2 separate regions of the Mus musculus genome follow, and region 2 is linked to region 1. The links are chromatin loops, found by intact Hi-C in ENCODE. Cell type or tissue: heart. All regions are shown on one strand.

What was found. Hi-C counts contacts between places; a loop is a spot of excess contacts. Peaks named below come from ENCODE experiments on the same cell type or tissue, not always from the same donor. Only the 100,000 strongest peaks of a DNase experiment are listed, where the experiment ranks them.
Region 2: it touches region 1 in a loop (2.7-fold over the local background); 1 of 42 quality-filtered maps calls a loop at or near these places.

The regions. Positions count from the first base shown.
Region 1 is chr2:71,543,829-71,551,828 of GRCm38, reverse strand. Dlx2 (distal-less homeobox 2) reads left to right here and starts at 5,075. Exons shown (of 3, transcript NM_010054.2): 1 at 5,075-5,845; 2 at 6,261-6,445; 3 at 6,905-8,000. The coding sequence starts at 5,437. The coding sequence ends at 7,309. In heart, a CTCF peak has its summit at 3,780 (motif pointing right); DNase peaks (open chromatin) are centred at 3,798 and 5,658; H3K4me3 peaks cover 3,534 bases; H3K27ac peaks cover 2,533 bases; H3K27me3 peaks cover 7,481 bases.
Region 2 is chr2:71,384,727-71,392,726 of GRCm38, reverse strand. Hat1 (histone aminotransferase 1) reads right to left here and starts at 3,467. Exons shown (of 11, transcript NM_026115.4): 1 at 3,423-3,467; 2 at 2,729-2,824. The coding sequence starts at 3,429. In heart, no CTCF peak of the experiment used is centred here; a DNase peak (open chromatin) is centred at 3,556; H3K4me3 peaks cover 1,806 bases; H3K27ac peaks cover 1,429 bases.

The DNA.
Region 1 (8,000 bases):
GATGGTGATTGGGTCTGAAAGTTGTAGCAGCGTGCTGAACCGGCTCCCCAGCTCTGGGGAAAGAGTCAGGGCTTTCTGCTTGAAGAAGTGCCTTGGAAAGTCGAAAGAGTCCCCTGTCGTTCTCTGAAGGGACAATGTCCTTGAAGCTCAGCCTGGCCACTGCTTTCTCCCCCTCATCCCCGGTCAAAGACTTGAACTCTTCACTTCTGTTTGGAATCTTCCCATGTGACCTGAGATAGGTCCACTGGAATCCTGAGGGGAAAAAAATCTTGGGGCTACAGAACTATGCTCAACCTTTGAGGATATTAATGTCCCTTCTACAGTACCCTACCGGACAAGACAAGGGTGCTGTGCAACCTTCATTCCTCGGGCCACAAATCCAGTTCCTAAGCAAAAGCACCCTTGCATGGACCAAATCTGGACTCTACGTGTTAGCATTCTATCTAAGCTCCACTCCACAGTTACTTGGCAACAGCCGGGGAGGCCTGACCCACTATAAAAGGGGCTGCTTGCCCCCTCCTCCTTCTCTTCCTCTCTTGCCCTCTTGCCTGCTCTTGCTCTTCCTTTCTTGCTCCCAGCTCTGTCCCCTCCCCCCTTCCCCATCCCCTTCCCCCATCTCTCCACATGTTCATGGCTGGCTTCTCCCCTCTCCCCTCTCCCCTCTTGCCTGTCCCCTCTCCCCTCTCCTCTCCTCTCCCCTCTCCTCCCCTTTCCCTCTTCCCCTCTCCTCTCCTCTCCCCTCTCCTCTCCTCTCCCCTCTCCCCCCCCTTTCCCTTTTCCCCTCTCCCCTCTTCTTCCCTCTCCCCTTCCCATACCCTGAATAAACTCTATTCTATACTATATGTGGTTGGTCCCTCAGGGGAAGGGATGTCTCAGCATGGGCCACGGAGGCACCTGCTTTCCCCATACCTCACCACACCTCCATAGAACATAACCACCCTCTCTTTATCTTTTAAGAAACACATCACTACCGTTTGTCCTTGTCATAAACAAGAGATCTGGGGCTATGCCTTTGTTTCCCTCTCTGTCAATTCTATACCCACTCTATGGATTCCTCACAGCTAAGATGGATGGTAAAGGCTTGGCAGAAGCTAGGGTTAATGAGTGACCGACTCAGTCTAGGATATGTTCTAGCAATTGCCTTCTCTACTAGACTGTAGGCCACCGGACCTTAGTGATCCCCAGATCCGGACACTATGTTACAACAAGGAAGTGCCAGTAGTGAGATTGGGAGCAGTAGAGAGCCTTGTACTCAGGACCACTTAAGGTGGAGAAAGGAAAGGCAAAGATGCCCCTGGGGAGCTATCAGGGAAGCACCTAGCAGAAGACCCCACCCACTTAGCTGGGCTAACAAGCCCAACCCTTGAAAGCATTGTGACCTCTTGCTGAGCCTAGGAAGGAAAACTAAAACACAAACTTGAGTTTCAAGAATACAGGCTCTGGAGTCTGTCCATGTGAAGGCTTAAGGGATGGGATTCTGTGTGGCTCCCTGGATTCCTGGAGGAAACCTTAGGGTCTTGCTGGGAGAACCAGTGTTAAAGACACTAACAAGAACTTTCTGGGGTAGCTGTGTGGCTGTGATAGAGAAGCCAGTATGAGACGGGCAGGACTGGGAGGTCTCCAGAGACAAATCCCTGCCCTTTCCCCACAGCTTTGAGTTCCAGGACAAAGCTTAAGAGATTTAGAAATTGCAGGTCTCCAGAGCTATAGGGGTGGTACCCCCAAGACACACACACATACACACACACATAAACACATACACACACACACACACACACACACACACACACACACACACACACCAAGCATCACTCCTGGGACCAGCAGCAAGCAAAGATTCACCCTGGGACCATAGCCAGAGAGTAGGTAGTCAAACTAGCCTTGGAATGTGCAGACCAACATGGAAGCCCTGGGGGAGTGGGGCGGGTGCCTTCTTTCCCAGATCTCACCTCTCAGCTTGGTGCAGGACACCCAGTAGACAAGCAGAGGCAAAGTTCTGGGCCAAGCGAAATCGAGGGAATCTGGCCAGGGGGTTAGGGGGAGCCCTAAGTGAACCTTCACTCTCCAGCTTGGAGCCTCTGGAAATCCTGGGTGTTTGAGGGCTTACCCTAAACACTACTGGGATTTGTGCTGTAGCAACAGAGAAGGCAGCTGGCTGACAGCTGAAGTTGAGTGAAGCACCTGATGCGAAAGAAGTTGTTTTCTTCTATCCAAGAACCTCGAGATGTTCATTGCTACAAAGGGAATGGGTGGATCAAGCTACACTCTGAGGAACAGGCTGCAAACTGAGATGTGTTGAAACACACAAAGTCTGCATTGAGACACCTAACCCTCCTCTACTAGATCTAGGCAGACTAAAAGAACTCTGGGGCTAGGAATAATAACTGAAGGGAAGGAGCAAGCACCAAGGCAAACTAGCCTCATTCAGGCAGCCAGTTTCTCTCCAAATTCATCTCAACTCCCTCTTGAGGCCTCTTCTGTCTGAGGAGAGCAGAGTGGCTCTCCTCAGAACTGGGGCTCAAAGTGTAAAATATCAATCAATACAAGAATACAATCAATACAAGAATACTTAGGGTGCTTCACTTTAGACCAAAGTAGAGAAATCCGTTGGCTATTTCTTACAAAGCAATGAGACAATTTGGATGAACCTAGATTTTGGCGGGTGGGGGTGGGGTGGCTCATGCCTGTAATCCCAGCACTCAGGAACTCAGATGTAGACAGGAGGATGGTTGTGAATTTGAAGCCAGGTTCGTCTACACAGCAAGTTCCAGACTAGCCAGCACAGCGTCCTGAGATTGTGCCTCAAGAAAACAAAATTAGTAAATGGAACAAGATGTAGATTTGTGTCTGGCTTATCAGGACACTTCAAGCCTAGGTCCCCCCCCCCCCCCCAGCTATAGGTCTCTCTCCTTCCCCTTGCAGCTTTTCCCCTCTCTAGGCTCAGAGCTGCATCCACTTCCCAGGCTACAGGGCACTCATCTTGTGTCCAAGATAAAAGAGGGCCCAGGTCCTATTTATTCCAGAATGATGCTGTTTTATAAATCTCACCTGAGTTTACACTGTTTCTGGGGATTGAGAAAGAAATAGAATGCAGAAAACTTTCCACCACCAGTATGCCTTCAGGACAGGCTTGATTGGCAACAAAGGGGCAGAGAAAGCGCAATCAGATTTTTAATTCTGATTCTGATTTTTAATTTTAATTTTGATTGGTTTTTTTCCTTTTATTAGGGCAAAACAGCTACTCGTGTGGTGTCAGAGCACAGGGACTTGAAATCGAGTCGCTAAAAGGCAATCTGGATTAAAAACCTTGAGATACCGTTGATGCACATAAAAGGGGCAGGAAGCAGTTTAAAGTCAATACAGTAGGGAGGGTCTGGTCTGGTGCAGGCGAGTCCCACCAGGGAGCGTTTCTAATAAAACTCATTCTTCCCCATTCTCTAGGCCTTCCTTAGCCAAGTGGCTGAGAACTAAATCCAGGCAGACTGGAAGGCGCATTACCTGCCTCATTATTCCGCTGTGTGAATGCTGGAGTTTTAATTACACACTTGCTTTTTCTGGGGAAGACCAAAGATCGTATTTTTTAAAGTATCAACTTGTTTTCCATTAGGCAGTTGTTGTAACAAGTTCTTTCAGTGACATGTTATGTCTTTAGGAAGGGATGCTTCAGATGGCGCGCACTAGCACAATTTTGTGGCTTTTAATTACTATTTTGTTCTTTTGGGGGGTTTCAGAGGCTGGCGCCTGGGCGTGATTAGACTGTCTACCAGGCCTGTAACAACCTCCTACACTGTCCACCAGGTGGCGCCACAAAGCAGGCGCTACCGCAATCTTCAAACTTGAGAGTCCATCACTGCGCTGAGTCCATCCATCACCCTTCTTTTGAAAATCCCAACCACCAGAGAGGGGAACTCATCACTTGGAAAAGAAAGAAAGAAAGAAAGAAAGAAAGAAAGAAAGAAAGAAAGAAAGAAAGAAAGAAAGAAAGAAAGAAAGAAAGAAAGAAAGAAAGAAAGAGAGAGAGAGAGAGAGAGAGAGGAAGGAAGGAAGGAAGAAAGAAAGAAAGAAAGAAAGAAAGAAAGAAAGAAAGAAAGAAAGAAAGAAAGAAAGAAAGAAAGAAGAAAAATAAAAATAAAGAAAGAAACCTAGAGAAAGAAATTACAACAGTGGAGTAAGATCCTAGAACACGAAAATGTAAAATAAAGTAGACAAAATAAAACTTCTTATATTTATTGTTTATATCAAGAAAACGTGTGATAATGAATCTTGATAAATCTCTAATATTACTTCAGTATCTCTTTTTTTTTTTCATTCCCCTTTTCATAAAAACACCAATGCAAACGACTTTGAAGGCTGTCTAGTCTGGCCTACCTTTCCCAAGGAGGGAACCTCAGAATCAGTTTCCAGCTAGTGGCTCAGATGTGCGTCATTACTAGAGACCTTTATGTGTATGAGGAAAAGTGATTTCAAATACATTACTAGTAATAATACCTTTGGGCTTATAGAGCTCTTCTCTCAAGCAAAAAGGAAAAACGTTAAACATTATCCAATTAATTGTCGTAATATCTCTGTGGGTAGTTTGGGAAGCATAGGTTATTATACGCGGTTTATGGATAATTTAAATCAATTGCCCGTCAGGTGCAAAGTGGCTGACAAGAGTAGTGCGAGCCAGGCACCTCGAGGAAAAGTATCTGGAGAAAAAGGAGACAGAGCTGGCTCGGCCCTCTTCCTGGCTTTATTTGATTAAGGCGAAGTTGGACAAGAGATGTAAATCGTTAGACTTGGCTCTTGAAAGCAGAGTAAGGTGGGAGACCCCATTTCTTTCCCGGAGCCTTATGTCCTGTTGCGGGCCATCCCGCACCCTATCCAGCTCCAGATCGGGTACCCACTTTCTGCAGTGCTTGTACACGCACCCACCGCGGCCGCCTTGCCCGCCACGTGACACGCGGGTCCCGGGGCCGCCCGGTCGCGGACTCCCGGCGCCCCGCGGCTCATTCCTTCTGATTGGCTGTTGCTAGGTGACGTTGCCCGCGGTCACGTGATAAGTGTTAAATGCCCACCCTGCAGGAGCCTGCCCGGCAGACAATCGTAAAGCTGCTCGGGGGTCGCTCACCTGCTCCCGCCTCCTGGAGCCCCTACCGGGTCTGACCGCTCTTGCCCCCTCCATTGCCCGCCCCCCGCCCGAGCCGGGCCAGGAGCCGAGAGGTCCGAGAGGCCCGGGAAGGATGCGGCCAGCAGCTGCGGTCCCGAGCCACGCACGGTGATCGCCTCCTCCAGGGGAGGAGGCGCCTAGACCGTAGCCTCATTTCTTGTTTTCCTCTCCCTCCCCCTCCCCGTAATTACATTGGTTGCTGGAAGGGACCCGGAGAGATAGACAGAGGAGGCGCCTCGCATCCCCCTCTCGCCCGCCACCCGTGCTCTTTCCTGTCCCGGGTCAGGATGACTGGAGTCTTTGACAGTCTGGTGGCTGATATGCACTCGACCCAGATCACCGCCTCCAGCACGTACCACCAGCACCAGCAGCCCCCGAGCGGTGCGGGCGCCGGCCCTGGCGGCAACAGCAACAGCAGCAGCAGCAACAGCAGCCTGCACAAGCCCCAGGAGTCGCCAACCCTCCCGGTGTCCACGGCTACGGACAGCAGCTACTACACCAACCAGCAGCACCCGGCGGGCGGCGGCGGCGGGGGGGCCTCGCCCTACGCGCACATGGGCTCCTACCAGTACCACGCCAGCGGCCTCAACAATGTCTCCTACTCCGCCAAAAGCAGCTACGACCTGGGCTACACCGCCGCGTACACCTCCTACGCGCCCTACGGCACCAGTTCGTCTCCGGTCAACAACGAGCCGGGTAAGCATCGCAAGCATCTAGGGTGCCCAAGTCACGGGGAGGGACCGGGTAAGCATGGGGTGGGGGGCAGTCCGGAGCTCTAGCCTTGCACTCTGTGCATCTCTTGCTCCCGCCCTGAACTCTGCCCAATCTCCAACTGCACGCGAATCGCAGTTTCTGCCTCTCCACGCTCCGGGGGACAGAGTCGGTGGGCGGTTGGGCCAGTTGGCATGCTGTGGGTAGCGCATAGCTTTGCTGCCCGCCTCTTCTTTCTCTCTTGCACAGCTCCCCCGGGTCCCTTGCAGGGTTCCGTGGCCAGGCCAGTCGGCGCGTGCTGAAGTTGGGAAGGCCTCCTCAAGTCTCTAAAGGCCTCCGCTCCGAACTTTAGGACCGCGGGGTTGGACGGTGGGTGCTCACCACTCACTTTTCGTTGCAGACAAGGAAGACCTTGAGCCTGAAATCCGAATAGTGAACGGGAAGCCAAAGAAAGTCCGGAAACCACGCACCATCTACTCCAGTTTCCAGCTGGCGGCCCTTCAACGACGCTTCCAGAAGACCCAGTATCTGGCCCTGCCAGAGCGAGCCGAGCTGGCGGCGTCCCTGGGCCTCACCCAAACTCAGGTGAGCAAGGTGGGAGATGGCCTGCTTTCTCTAGGAAGCGGGCACGTCCGGAACAACTTTTCAAAAGTATATTTTCACCTGTGCTTTTTTATTCCGGGCAAAGTAAACTTCTAGGCCCAATGCTTAAAACAAACAAACAAACAAAATAAGAAATTTTTTTCAAAGGGGGCAGCCGCATGGGAGGAAAGAAAATGACCCGGGTGGACAGAAATCCCACACTACAACGCCTTTCCACTCGCTGCTGCTAAAGCGGGTTCCATAACTGACCTGACACCGCACTACCCAGAACCTTGGTCACATACTTAGAGCTCATCCATCAGCATTTTGAGATCCCCCCAATGTAGCTAGAAGCAGCGGAGGCCCAGAGCCCAGGTCTGCTCGCCCGCCGTCTCCACTCCACCAACCTCCTGCCCAGGTTCCTGTACTAAAGCTCAGGGCTTTTCCTTTTTTTCTACAAAGGTCAAAATCTGGTTCCAGAACCGCCGATCCAAGTTCAAGAAGATGTGGAAAAGCGGCGAGATACCCACCGAGCAGCACCCTGGAGCCAGCGCTTCTCCTCCTTGTGCCTCCCCGCCGGTCTCGGCGCCAGCATCCTGGGACTTCGGCGCGCCGCAGCGGATGGCTGGCGGCGGCCCGGGCAGCGGAGGCGGCGGTGCGGGCAGCTCTGGCTCCAGCCCGAGCAGCGCCGCCTCGGCCTTTCTGGGAAACTACCCGTGGTACCACCAGGCTTCGGGCTCCGCTTCACACCTGCAGGCCACAGCGCCACTTCTGCATCCTTCGCAGACTCCGCAGGCGCACCATCACCACCATCACCACCACCACGCAGGCGGGGGCGCCCCGGTGAGCGCGGGGACGATTTTCTAACCTCGAGTGGACAGCGTCTGAGACTTGAGAACTGAGACACCGTGTTCTTCAGCACGCGTCCTGTAGCTAGAGGCTCGAACCTACCAGCCCGCGACCGCCACCCACCCAGCGGTATTGGAAGTGGCGACCAGGGGTGACCCGTCGTGGAGCCACTTCTCGCACTGCCACGGAGCAGCCGGAAACAAGGAGGCCTCGTGGGATCCTTTAGTGCCAAGCCTGGCGTCCCTGGCCTCAATTCCGACCTGAGCCCCGGCCACTTTTAGGCCATCCTCGGACTTGTCGCCCCTTCCCAGCCCCCTCAGCGTGATCCTCAGGGTCCTTGGTCTCTTCAGGCCCTGAGCGGGGTCAGGCACTGGGACGCCTTCCCCGCCCTCGAGGCTTCCCGGCTCTCAGAGGCTCCTTTTTTCTCTCCTGCTCCAGGCCTCAGCTCCAGTCCGCTTCGGTTATTGACCTCCTGGGTCCTACTCCACCCTATCACCTACCCCCGTGACCCCCGGGATCCCGCCGGTTTTTTCCCCTCCTGGGGGCTCATGGGGGAGAATTCCCAGCTCTCCCAACTCTTCCCGCCTCCCACTTTCCCCAGGAACACTCCCGTAGCTCCTTCATCCATTGCCAGTGGAGGGTTTTTATTTTTATTTTTTTAAAAGTTTAGGTGCCTTTGCGGATGACCTCATTTTGATGTTAAAAAAAA
Region 2 (8,000 bases), 160 kb after region 1:
TAATGACCAAATGCTTTTGTCTGGGAATCCGAGGTTGAGGGTTCACTTAAGCCTAAGGGCTGAGATAAGCCAGAGTTTCACAATGCAATCCCATCTCAAAAAAAAAAAAAAGTCTGGGCTGGAGAGATGGCTGGAGAGTGGTTAAGAGTGCTAACGGTTCTTCCAGAGGTCCCGAGTTCAATTCCCAGCAACCACATGGTGGCTCATAACCATTTGTAATGGGATCTGATGCCCTCTTCTGGTGCATCTGAAGACAGCTACAGTGTACTCATATAAATAAATAAATCTTTAAAAAAAAGTGTTTAAAAAAAGGAATCCATAGTAGATATACACTATGCTCTTTACACATGTAGGGGAACAGTTAATACACAGATAACATAGACAGATCAAAAGAAAAAGAGCCAGATATGGTAGTGGACACCTATAATTGCAGCACTTGGAAGTCAAGGGGTATTTAAAGCCATCCTCAGTTACAAGAGACCCCCATCTCAAAAAAAAGAAACAAACAACAAATTATGTTAAGAAAAACAAACGAACAAACAAAAAAACAGGTTATAACAACAAAAATATGGTGGTAGTATGGGTACTTTTGTGGGAGGCAATGTCACTAAAGAATAGTACATTCCCTTCATCTGCCTTGACCTCTATGCAGCTGTGGTTGCCTTTCAACTCCTGATCCTCCTGCCTCCACGTCCCAGGTGTTAGGATTACAGGTATACACCACAAGTAGAAATATGTGGCTCTCCAGAGTTCACTGCCCTGCCATTCTCGCAGAAATTGCTAGAGACCCCATGTCATGGAAGTAACAGTGGAGAATGACAAAGAAAGCGGGTATCCTCCACTGGCTTCTGCATGTGTGCAAACTGTTATGTATACATCACACATTTTCAAGCTGCAGAGAAAGCACATTATATAACAGAATGCCAGTTTTAGAAAAATAACATATGTAAGTACAGAAAATACCATCTTGATTAGGAGTCTGTGGAGTGAAGGTTCAGTAAACTATGACCTCTTGTCACAATCACTGGATTAGTTGCATTGGTTCTAGTTTCATTTCTGGCGCTGTGATAAAACACTGACTAAAAGCAACTCTGTCAAGGATTTAAATGGCTTATGATTTCAGGTCCATCACTAAGGGAAATACAAGACCAGCCTGGTTTACAGAGTAAGTTCCAGGACAGTCAGGAGCCTACATTTAGCCTGGGGTAATGATTCTCTACCGTCTGTCTTTGCAGATGTCCTTTCTGAACATTTTAAACAAATGGACACACTATACTGGTTTTGCCTGCCTTCTTTTACTTAGCATGTTTTTCAGATTTCTCCACATTGTGTGACAGGTATCAGAACTTCTATTGTCAGACAATATTCCACTGAATAACTATGGCATACTTTATCTGTTTACCAACTGCTTTATGAGTTGTTTACACTTTTTGGCTATTGTAAATAACTCACTTTTAAGTATTCATGTATAAATGAACATCTTCACTTCCCTTGAACAGACACCTAATAAAAGGGCTGGCTCACGTAGCTAATTTATGTTTGTTTTTTTTTTTAAACTAGGGCTGGTGAGATGGCTCAGTTGATAAGAGCACCCGACTGCTCTTCCGAAGGTCCGGAGTTCAAATCCCAGCAACCACATGGTGACTCACAACCATCTGTAACAAGATCTGACGCCCTCTTCTGGAGTGTCTGAAGACAGCTACAGTGTACTTACATATAATAAATAAATAAATCTTTAAAAAAAAAAAAAAAAGAGCACTGGTCTCTTCCAGAGGTCCTGAGTTCAATTCCCAGCAAACACATGGTGGGAATCTGATGTCCTCTTCTGGTATTCATGAAGATAGAGAAAGCACTTATGAACATAAAATACATTTAAATTTTTTTTCCAAACCAAAGTTGTTATATCATTTTAGATATAATACCAGCAACCCATGAATTTCCACATCCTAACCAACAGCTGTTATTATCATATTTGCAATTTTTTTTAAAAAGATTTATTTATTATATCTAAGTACACTGTAGCTGTCTTCAGACACACCAGAAGAGGGCATCCGATCTCATCATAGATGTTTGTGAGTCACCATGTAGTTTCTAGGATTTGAACTCAAGACCTCCGGAAGAACAGTCAGTGCTCTTACCAGTCCTGCTCCCTGGGGCCTGAAGATTGATTGATTGAATGATTATATGTAAGTACGAGCACCAGAAGAGAGCATCAGATCTCATTACAGATGGTTGTAAGCCACCATGTGGTTGCTGGGATTTGAACTCAGGACCTCTGGAAAAACAGTCAATGATCTTAACAGCTGAGCCATCTCTCCATCCCCCATTTGCAATTTTTTCCCCCGAGACAGGGTTTCTCTGTATAGCTCTGGCTGTCCTAGAACTCACTCTGTAGACCAAGGCTGGCCTCGAACTCAGAAATCCGCCTGCCTCTGCCTCCCAAGTGCTGGGATTAAAGGCATGCGGCACCACTGCCTGGTGTATTTGCAATTTTTAAGATGAGATCACATATACTTTCTGCCACACTATCTTTCACTTTCTTATCACTATCTTTCCCCTACCCCTTCTACCGCATGAACTTAGAGAACTGCCTAAAATCTCCATGTCCAGTCAACGCAGAAAGTACCTGTTACGTAATCGTCTTAACCTCAAGCTGTGTTTCCTATTTTAAAGGCTCTGTTAAATACAGGGCTGCACACACAGAACTCCTCTGAAAGGAAATACGCACCTAGTTTCAGCTCGATTGCTGTGTTGGTGTTACACTTGTACTCTGCTAGTTTCTTCTCCACGGCACTCTTATACTCCACCAGAAATTTCTCCAAGGCTAGAAACGAATAAAGCACAGCAAGAGGATTCTACTACACACAGCACAGAAGTTCCATTCTAAGTGACAAGTTGGGCAGTGTAAAAACGACTTTCTCAAAGGACATCTAAAAAAACAATGATCTCAGGAATCCTGAAGGGTTATGAGACCCTGAGTGTGCCCTGAACCAGGGCAGGGCAGCAGCACCGCGCTCGCTCAGAAGTTGGCTGGGAGGGAGGTGGGCAGGGCCCTGGAGAGGATCAGCTGGCGGGAACTGGACCTAATGGGTTACATTAGGGCGACAGTGAGCAAAGGGGAACGAGGGGGTGAAAGGCTCCGAGGCAGACCGCGCTCCACCAGACCAAACTGAGCGCCTTGCCTGAGCTCAAGGCCCGGGAGGCCCACGGGAGGCGCCGAGCGTCAGCACCGGGGGCGGTGGCGCCGAGCGCGGCCCACCGGGAGCCAGTCCCCGACCCTCAGTGCCTCGCGGAAGGGAGAGGCCTTCTGGAACCTCTGCTAGAGCCCGAAAGTTCCAGGCGGCCACTGTCACGGCCGCCTCAACGTTCTTCCCCAGAAGCACCCGCCTCCTCCCCTTGCTAAACTTTTCCCGGGAACTTACCCGCCATTTCCGAGCTCCGAGCGCCCGCAGCTGAGGAAGGACAAATCAACCCGCGCGCTCCCGGGCCGGAAGTGACCGCAAGGACTTACGCGTTTCCCCCGCCCATCCTCGGCGAGCCACGAACCAATGAGAGGGAGAAGGTCCAGGCGCGCGGCGGCGGAAGTGCCTCAGGAGGCGGGGCTAGCACCGTGAGAAGGCGCCCGCGGTTGCCTAGCCACCGCACGTGAGGATGCCCTCACCCCATGTCTTCGGCGTCCCAGCCTGTGCGGCTTGCTGGCCACTAGAGACTTGCTTAGAAATTAATGTGAATTCTCAAACAGCTTAAGGCGATTGTCCTTCCCATCTTTTGGCCCGAACGCAAGTTTTTCTGTGGGGGTTTCATTTCGAAGTTTTTAAACTTTTTGATTCAACTTTGCCATAACCCATTTTAAAAGGTTCCTCTGAATTTTATTCGTATTTTGGAGCTGGGTGACCAATTCAGAGTCATACTTATGGTAGACATAAGGCTCTGCCACTAACCCATTATAGACTTTCTTTGTGCTCCCAAATTGAAAAATAGTGCCATATTAAAGAACTCAGGGACCCAAAATGGAAGACTCCCGAAAGCTGTGCTCTGATTACATGCTAGCGTGCACAACTATTAAAAGTAAAATTTAGAAATATACCTGCTTTTGCTCTTAAGTTTTCTGGACAACCATTTAGCTCACTAAAAGTGGTTACTAACACTACCTCAAGTGGCTTGATTTAGTTGGACTTGTATGAGGTCCTAGTGGCTTGAACTAATCATAGGATACTACCCATTTTTAATCATGGGCCTTATTATTTAGTTGCTTTTGGATTTTTTTTTTTCTCCCAGAGGATAATTTGCTATTTACCTCTACGATGGTATTCAAATACCAGACTCCCTGGTGTCAACACATTTGCTGATACGCTTTAAAATGATGCATGCCGTATGGAAAGTTGATCTTTGGTATATCGGGTCTCTCTAGAAAAGAAGGAACCAATGGAATGAACATATATTAAAAGATGACTTACCACCTTGGCTTATGTGGTACACTTGGAGAGGCCAGACAGTGGTTGTCTCACAGCAAATGCTGAAAACCTGGTGGTCAGTCCTCAAAGCTAGGAGCCTCAGCCCAATCTGCCTGTGAAGACCTGAGGGACTCCTGGAGAACTGTTGGGTCTCTGCCTAGCAAGGTTCTAATACCAGCGCTTGAGAAGGCTAGGCTGACTCCATGACAGGCTTCAAATTGGCAGTTAAGGAGGTTAGGCCTAAATCTCTTACCAAGACCTGGGCAAGTCCAGGCAAGTCCAGGCCTCCGAAGCCGGCCCGCCACCTGTCTGGCCACCTGTCTGGCCCGAGGCAAGGACAATGGGTCAGCAGCAGTTTCCAGGCCTCCCCCAACAAGTTTACAGCCTCTCTACCCCGGCAATGGAATGTCAGTAGAGATGGACCCAACAGATTATCATAGAGGTCACCTACCCCAGAACTCCCTAATGTGCTTTAAATCAGGCCTCTGAGCTCACTTGGGTGTCTCTCTACCTGGGTCATGGGAGACCCAGCTTGCTAGACTTCTGCAGAATTCAACACTCTTTGTGGTTACATACTATTGGAGTCCAGGGTGACATCCTTCAGCAAATCATGGACCCTTACACACCAAAAAGGTCAATGAACTCTCCAGTGAGAATGAAGGTTAAGGAGGCAAGTTAGCAAAGCTTTCTTTCTGCCTTTTACCTGGGCCATTACCAGAAGGTGCTGCTCACACTTAAAGTGAGTCTTCTCCCATCAATTAAGATGATCAAGGCAATCCCCAGCAAACATGCTCACACTAATATAGGTTTGTGTGGGTCATATATGTATGTGTTATATAGTATATATGTGTATATATGTATGTAGTATGTAATACATATATGCATGTATGTGTGTATATAAACATTTATATGTGTGTATTTTGTTCTATGCCATGGTGACAGTTAAAACTAACCATCACACGTGGTGAAATAGTCTAGAATTAATATGCTCTCTAGTATTAGAGATAAAAAAAATATATAGCTAAAGTGATAGATTGTGCCTAAGCTCATTGCACCCGGGAGTCTGAGGCAGGAACATCAACTCATCAGTTTGAGGTTAACCTGAACTGTGATTGAGAAGAATCTGCCAAAAGAAGAGGTGGAAGGCGAAAGGGAAGAAGAGGATAAGGACCAACAGCACATACCTATAACACCCCCCCCCCCGCCCCGCACGGGGGGGGGGGGGGGGAAGGCAGGAATTCAGGTTATTCTTGGCCACTGAAGCTTGAGGTCAGCTGGGCTATGTGAGATCTGGAGAGAGACAGAGACAGAGAGGTGGTGGGGCTGGCAAGCGAGGGAGGAAAAGAGAAAGGAGTCAGCCCAAGGTAAGTTGCCAAGCTCATCTTCAGTTTACTCCAGTGTCCTGATGAGCCCAGTCCTCCAGATACTCAGGCCTGGTATTTATGTGTTAGCTATCTAGAAATGCCCTTTAAGATTAGAGTAGGCAGCAAGAACACTGAGGCCCTGCTCTTTAAACTCTTACATACAAGATTACAGTCATAGTGTTCAGATAGGAATATGAAGTCAATGCTACTAATGATTGATCAGAAAGGGAAACAGGACCAGTGAGGTGGGTCAGAAGGTGAAAGCACCTGCTGCCCAGCCTGACAACCTGAATTTGATGCCCAGGCCCCACATAGTGGAAAGAGAGAACTCATCCTCCTATAGGTTGTCCTCTGACCTCTTTATAAGTGCTGTAAAACACACACATACACACACACACACACACACACACTCTCTCTCTCTCTCTCTCTCTCTCTCTCACACACACACACACACAAATAAATACACAATAAATAAAACACAAATAAATATAATTTTAAAAAATTGAAAGGAAAAATATTTGTTCAAAATGGCAAGGTTTATCATTTTCTTTTTTTTTTAAGATTTATTTTTATTTTATGTATGTTAGTACACTATAGCTGTTGCTGTCTTCAGACATACCAGAAGAGGGCATCGGATCCCTTTACAGATGGTTGTGAGCCACCATCTGGTTGCTGGGAATTGAACTCAGGACCTCTGGAAGAGCAGCCAGTGCTCTTAACCACTGAGCCATCTCTCCAACCCCGGCTTATCATTCTCCAGATGTCTTTATCTGTAGCTAAGCAATTATGACTCTTGTAAGAAGTACGATGAGCTTGTTTGATCTAGGGTGACGAGAATTAGTATGAAGTACTGAGGAGCCGAGACTACAGTTCTGATCCTCATTGTCGAACTGTTTACCCATACTTTCTAAATGTCTCAGAATATGTGCTTAGATGCAGTTCATCTCAGAAACAAAAAACATCTTCTTTCAGGAAGGTGATAATAAAAATAATCAAACATGCTGGGCATAGTGGTACATGCCTTTAATTCCAGCACTCAAGCCCAAGGCAGTGCCTCTTTGTGAGTCTGAGGCCAGCCTGGTCTACAGAGTGAGTTCCAGGATAGCCAGGAGTTTCAAGAGAGAGCCTGTCTCTCTCTCTCTCTCTCTCTCTCTCTCTCTCTCTCTCTCTCTATATATATATATATATATATATATATATTCTTATATATACATGTGTGTATATATATGCATATATATATATATATCAAAATTTTAAAAGCATTTTCCTGTTTTATAGCGGAGTCAAAATTTTAAAAGCATTTTCCTGTTTTATAGCGGAGTTTCCCCTTTTTATTGTATTCATATATTACCTTGTACTAAAGAGGATTTGAGAATGTGATTGGTACAACTGCAGAATGAGTTTTACAAATGGCTATGGTGTTCTGCCGTGTGTGATTAAGACAGTAGAGCTATGTGGAATGTTCAATGCCCTACGAGTCCAGTTCTACTACTGTCTCATGGTTGACCTTGCCTTTTTTACTATGCGGAGATAATAACACCTTCCCAGGCATAAAACTGAGTTATTTGTAAAGATCAAATAAATATTGACATGCTGTGTGCCTAGGAACTGGTAACAAGATAGCATGAAATCTAGCATGAAAGATCTGAAAAAGGCATTTCCTTCTTGTATGTATATGTATTGTGTTTGTGAAGTAAGTGTGTGTGTTTGTTTGTGTGTGTGTGTGTGTGTGTGTGTGTGTGTGTAGGCATGCATGTGCCATGGCTCACATGTAATGATCAGAAGATAATTGTGGGTACTAGCCCTTGTTTTCTACCTTATTTTGAATAGAGTCCCCCACTCTGTCTTTGTCTCTCTCCCTCACACTCTCATTCATACTGTGTACATCAGGTTAGTTATCTCTGCCTCCCATTTCACCATAGGAACACTGAGATTACAGGCATCATAGGTTCTGCACCCTACATTCCAGGGATATGAACTCAGATGCTTAAACTTGTCAGGCAAGTACTTTTACATACCCAAGAATTGCCCCAGCCCAAAGGCACTTCTGTCTTCAGAGTAAAAGGCCATATTACACTGTAAGGAATTAATTAGCAACTATATATCTGCTACGGGTTGAGTGTATATAGACCAGTCAGATTCATCATCCTGCCTTGAAATCTGTAGAAAGAATTTTGTTGTT